Regions from separate parts of the Homo sapiens genome. Here region 1 is linked to region 2. Evidence: chromatin loops called from intact Hi-C (ENCODE). Cell type or tissue: mammary epithelial cell. All regions are shown on one strand.

Region 1 (2,500 bases), 110 kb after region 2:
GAGTGGAAGGAAGGAGATGCCTCCCCTGTGTGCCGTGCATGGCCATTCGCATGACTGCTGGGTTCTATTCATCCTAGAGGGTTCATAGACATGAGTTCCCACCCAGCCCGCTCCTGCCTGAAGAAGGAAGACGTTCTCCCCCAGCCCAGGTATCTGGGTGTGAGTTGGGTCCTTAGATGGGAAAAGCATGCTGGAAGTTTTATCGGAGATAGGAAAGAAAGAGCACCCTGGTTTTTTTTTTTTTTTTTTTTTTTTTTTTTAAATCTCTTGGTCTTGTTCTTTTGGATCTCGACTTCCAGGAATTGAAATGTTTAGGAAACTGCTCCTGCCCTTAGCCAATGCATTCTCGACACAGCCGCGTGTTCTACTTACCTAGTGCTGCCTACCACATTCCCCAAATTTTCGTGCTGTCAAACAAGGATTTTTAAATGATGGATTCTGTGGGGCAGAATTCTTTTTCTTTTTTGAGATGGAGTCTTGCTCTGTTGCCCAGGCTGGAGGGTACTGGTGCGATCGATCTCAGCTTACTGCAACCTCCTCCTGTTGGGTTCATGTGATTCTCCTGTCTCAGCCTCCCAAGTAGCTGGGATTACAGGTGCGCACCACCACACCCAGCTAATTTTTGTATTTTTAGTAGAGACGGGGTTTCACCATTTTGACCAGGCTGGTCTCGAACTCCTGACCTCAGGTGATCTGCCCACCTTGGTCTCCCAAAGTGCTGGGACTACAGATGTGAGCTGCTGTGCCCGGCCTGATTTCTTTTTGAAGTATAAGATGTATGCCAATTTTATTCCAGATACATGCCTATTGCAAAGCACGGTGCCTGACACATGATATTCACCCAGCAGAGATGTGTTACATGAACAAATAAGTGTTACAAGGTGCCCAGTTCACACAGGCCAGCTGAAAGCTGATTCTGGGGCTGGCCTGGAGCCCCAGTTGACCACATCTCCTAAAGGTCCCTGGGCTTCGTTCCCTTCTGCTCTCTCCTAGTATCTGCAGCCTTGATTTCATGCTTCACCCTGACCCAACCGTGCTAGGGCATTAAAGAGAGGTCCCTGCCCGTCAAGGCTGGGTGTTAGGTGGGAAGCAACGCCCCCTCGCGGCTAGCGTGCTGGTGGCTGTCACAGATCTCAAAAGGAAGACACCTCTGGGAACCAGAGTTTAGAGATCCAGCTGCCCTTTCCCTTGACATTCATTGAGATTCATTTCCACCCTCAGGGAGTCTGGGTTTTATTGGTATTTGTGAAGGTTTCTTTGTATTACGGTTGGCAACTAGGGAAAGATGTCATCACACAAATAAGCTTGCAAAGAGCTGAGTGGAAAATGTTGCAAATATTAAGAAAGTGACTTTTTGGTCACATTCCCCTGGCTGCCACCAGGTGAATTGACTTAGGGCAACTGTGACTTACTTTTGGCTTATAACTTCCATGAATAAAGCCCGTATAATTATGCTGTGACCCCACAGCTAATTATCTTTCTTTCACTCGCTCTGCTCTGGCCCTGTGGTCTCTGCTGATCTTCAAAGCCATGCAGAAGGCCCCACCATTAGGGCCTTTGCACTTTCTGTCCCCAACTGCTCTTGACCTAGGGGTTTTCACGGCTCACCTCCTTCTCTCCTTCAAGTCTTTACTGAAAGAACATCTTCTCCACAAGGCCTTCTCTGACCAACCTGTTTAAAATTGCAAGCTCCCTGCCATGGTAGGCTCCAGACCCCTCCAAAGAACTTAGCTCCTTTTAAAATAATGTGTTCATTGGCCGGGCCTGTTATCTCAGCACTTGGGGAGGCCAAGGCGGGTGGATCATTTGAGGTCAGGAGTTTGAGACCAGTGTGGCCAACCTGCAGAAACCCTGTCTCTACCAAAAATACAAAAATTAGCCGGGCATGGCAGTGCTTGTACTTGCAACTGCTTACGAGGCTGAGGCCTGGGCAACAGAGCAAGACTCTGTCTCAAAAAAACAAAAACAAAATGATTTTTTGCTAATTGTCTGACTGTTCCCACCAGACGTCATGCTCTAGGAGGGTAGGAATTTGTGTCTGCTTTCTTCACTGCTGCATCCCCAGATCCTGGGACAGTGCCTGGATCATAGTAGGACCTCAATGAATATTTGTTACATGAACGAATAAACAACTCTGTCAATTACCATCTTTCATTCTGGGCATATAACAGTTTTGATAATCAATACCAACAACCTGTAAGATATTTCTTATTGTCTCTGTTTTATAGAAGAAGAAACACAGGCTCAGAGAGGTCAATTAACTTGCCTAACGGCACACAGCTACTTCCTGGCTGAGTTTGAAATAGAGTTAAAATGAAGCTGACACTCAAATCAATGCACAGTGTGCTCTTTTTTTTTTTTTTTTCTTTTGATGGCATCTTGCTCTGTCACCCAGGCTGGAGTGCAGTGGCACAATCTCAGCTCACTGCAACCTCCACCTCCCGCGTTCAAGTGGTTCTCCTGCCTCAGCCTCCCTGGTAGCTGGGATTACAGGTGTGTG
Region 2 (2,500 bases):
GCTGGACATCTGGATTTTTAATAAGCTTGTCACAGATGTGTCCCAAGGTTGAAAATGACTGCCCTGTTTTGCATAACGTGGAGGGTTGTTGAGACTATTGTCATGGTGTATTTACTGTGTCCCCCTCTTAAAGAAGAGCCACAGGGGCAATTTCCCTTAGGTCTCAGTCCTGAGCTGATCTTACCAACACCGTGAAACTGACTGATGGTGTTTAGAGGCAAACCTACCGCTCCTTTAAAACATTTTTTTATTCATAATCGACACACAGTAATTATTCCTACTGATGGGGTGCGGTGTGCAGCATGGATGGACATATACATTGCATAGTGATCAAGTCAGAGTGTTTAACATGTCCTCGACCTCAAACGTATTGTCTCTTGGTGGTGAGAACATTTAAAACCCTCTCTTCTAGTTATTGTGGCACATACAGTCCACTGGGCAGGACCCAAGGGCGGCATTGTGGGTGTCGTGGCAAGCACAGGGCTTTAGAACCAGAGGCCCCGGTTTAAAGCCCCGCATCATCTAGGTTGCATAATCTGTTTCTCATTAATATAATGGAGACGATGCGTCCCTCGCCAAAACGCCGTTAAGAACTCACAGGCAAAAAAGTGTAAAAAGCCTGGGCCGGCGTCCGGCACGACACTCGGGGCCAGGGAGCCAGGGAACCAGGGAACTGGCGCGTACGGCGGACCCGGGGCTCCCAGCTCCTCCTCCCCCCCAGAGGCCGCACCTGCGGCGCCTGCCGCGAGGGTTCGAGAGCCGCCTCCGGCCGGGGAGGGCAGAGGCCGGTGGGGCAGCGGCAGCGGCAGCGCGCAGGGCGCTCGTCCCCCCGAGGCCGGCTTCGCGCGCCGGCGCCGGGCGCTTTGTTGGAGCCAGGCCCGGCCCCCCGGGCCGCCGGCCGCGTCGGGCTCACCTGCAGGCGGTGGCTCTTGACTAGGTGCATGTTGAGCGCGGGGCTGTTGGGCAGGATCTTGCCGCAGCCGCGCACGGTGCACAGGATGTTGGTCCGCACGGCCCGGGACAGCTCGCTCACCGACGGCTGGATCAGCTCCCCCGCCGGCGGCGCGGGGACAGCGGGCTGCTGCGTCGCCCCCGCGGGCCGCGGCCGGCTGCCCCTCAGTCGGGGTCCCGGGGGCACCCACGGGCCCGAGGCGGCGGCGGCGGCTCCTGTCGTGGCCGCCGGGACGGCCCGGGCACCCGCCGCCAGAGCCGCGGACCCCGCCGCCGCCGCCGCCTCCGAGGCCGCCATGGCTCCCGCACGGCCGCCCGGCCCAGTTCGTAGGCCCCGCCCCCGCCGCAGCCACTTCCGGCAGGGGGCGAGGCCGCCAGGCTTGTTAGCATCCGGCGGGCCCAGGCGGCCGCGGCGCCCCCTGCCGGCCGCGGAGGGCGCGCCTTGGAGGGAGAGGACTTTAGGTGACGCCGCCAGGAGGCGAAATTTCACCTGCCAGCAGGTAAAAGGTATTGCCCCGCCTCTCTAATCGATCCATTCTTCCTAGGAAAGTGACTTCAGGCAGTAGTCACATAAAAGAAAAAGCAATACGTTGAGCAATGCGTTTACTTCCCAAAGATTAGAAACAACCCAAATGTCTAGTGGCAGGTGAGGCAGAAGTACACTGATTTCCGCCGTTGTTTATTACCTAGGCCTTACTGGGTACCAGGTGGGTCTGGTGGATGCACTTTTCATGCTGTGTCTCATTTTGTCTTCAAAACGACTGTAGCGGGTATGTACTGTAACTTGCCCCACCTTGTGCAGAGAAGGACATTTAGGCTTATATAAATTAAGTAACTTGACCTAGACCACACTATACAAATGAAAAGATTGTTATTATTGATAGGATTAATCATTTTAAGAAGGCTGGATTTGCTTGCTTCTATTTTAGCTGCTGAAATTAGGATTACTGTTTGGGAGACACTGCAGTTCAGTATACGATTACAAAACTTAATACTTAGACTGGGTAGTTCATGTAAATGGACATAGGAGGCTGGGGTAGACAAAAGGGAGGGGTGAGGACTGCAGTGAAATTGGAAACACATCCTTTATTAAAAGGGGGCAGCTGCTACTCATCTTTGGTATGGCTAGAGTTTTATGTGAAAATTTCCACCTTTTACATACTAGCAGCTATATTCGTTTTCTCTTGCTATTAATAAATTACCACAAACTTACTGCCTTAACACAAATTTATTATCTTCCAGCTCTGGAGGTCAAAAGAAATGAGACTGCTGGGCTAAGATCAAGGTGTCAGCAGGGCTGTATTCCTTCCCAAGGCTCCAGGGGAGAATCTGTTCACTTGCCTTTCCCAGCTTCTAGAGGTTGCCTACATTCCTTGGCTTGCGGACCCTTCCTCCATCTCCAGAATCAGTAACGGTGAGTTGAGTCTTCGTCACATCACATCACTCTGATTTCTTCAGTAGTGATCCCTCTGATTCTTCTATTCTTGAGGCCCCCTGTGATGACATTGGGCCCATTCAAATCATCCAGGATAATTTCTCCAACTGCCAA

What was found. Hi-C counts contacts between places; a loop is a spot of excess contacts. Peaks named below come from ENCODE experiments on the same cell type or tissue, not always from the same donor. Only the 100,000 strongest peaks of a DNase experiment are listed, where the experiment ranks them.
Region 1: it touches region 2 in a loop (34-fold over the local background); 6 of 110 quality-filtered maps call a loop at or near these places.

What each region holds. Positions count from the first base shown.
Region 1 is chr16:80,923,305-80,925,804 of GRCh38, reverse strand. No RefSeq gene overlaps it. Among named protein-coding and RNA genes, the nearest start is that of ARLNC1, 32 kb to the right of the region's middle. In mammary epithelial cell, a CTCF peak has its summit at 1,083 (motif pointing left); no DNase peak of the experiment used is centred here.
Region 2 is chr16:81,034,620-81,037,119 of GRCh38, reverse strand. It overlaps ATMIN (ATM interactor), which reads right to left and starts at 1,278. Exons shown (of 4, transcript NM_015251.3): 1 at 914-1,278. The coding sequence starts at 1,249. It overlaps CENPN-AS1 (CENPN antisense RNA 1), which reads left to right. Exons shown (of 4, transcript XR_007065134.1): 1 at 1-383; 2 at 2,194-2,365. RefSeq lists silencers at 609-958, 1,169-1,458. In mammary epithelial cell, a CTCF peak has its summit at 1,408 (motif pointing left); a DNase peak (open chromatin) is centred at 1,309; H3K4me3 peaks cover 1,195 bases; H3K27ac peaks cover 1,111 bases.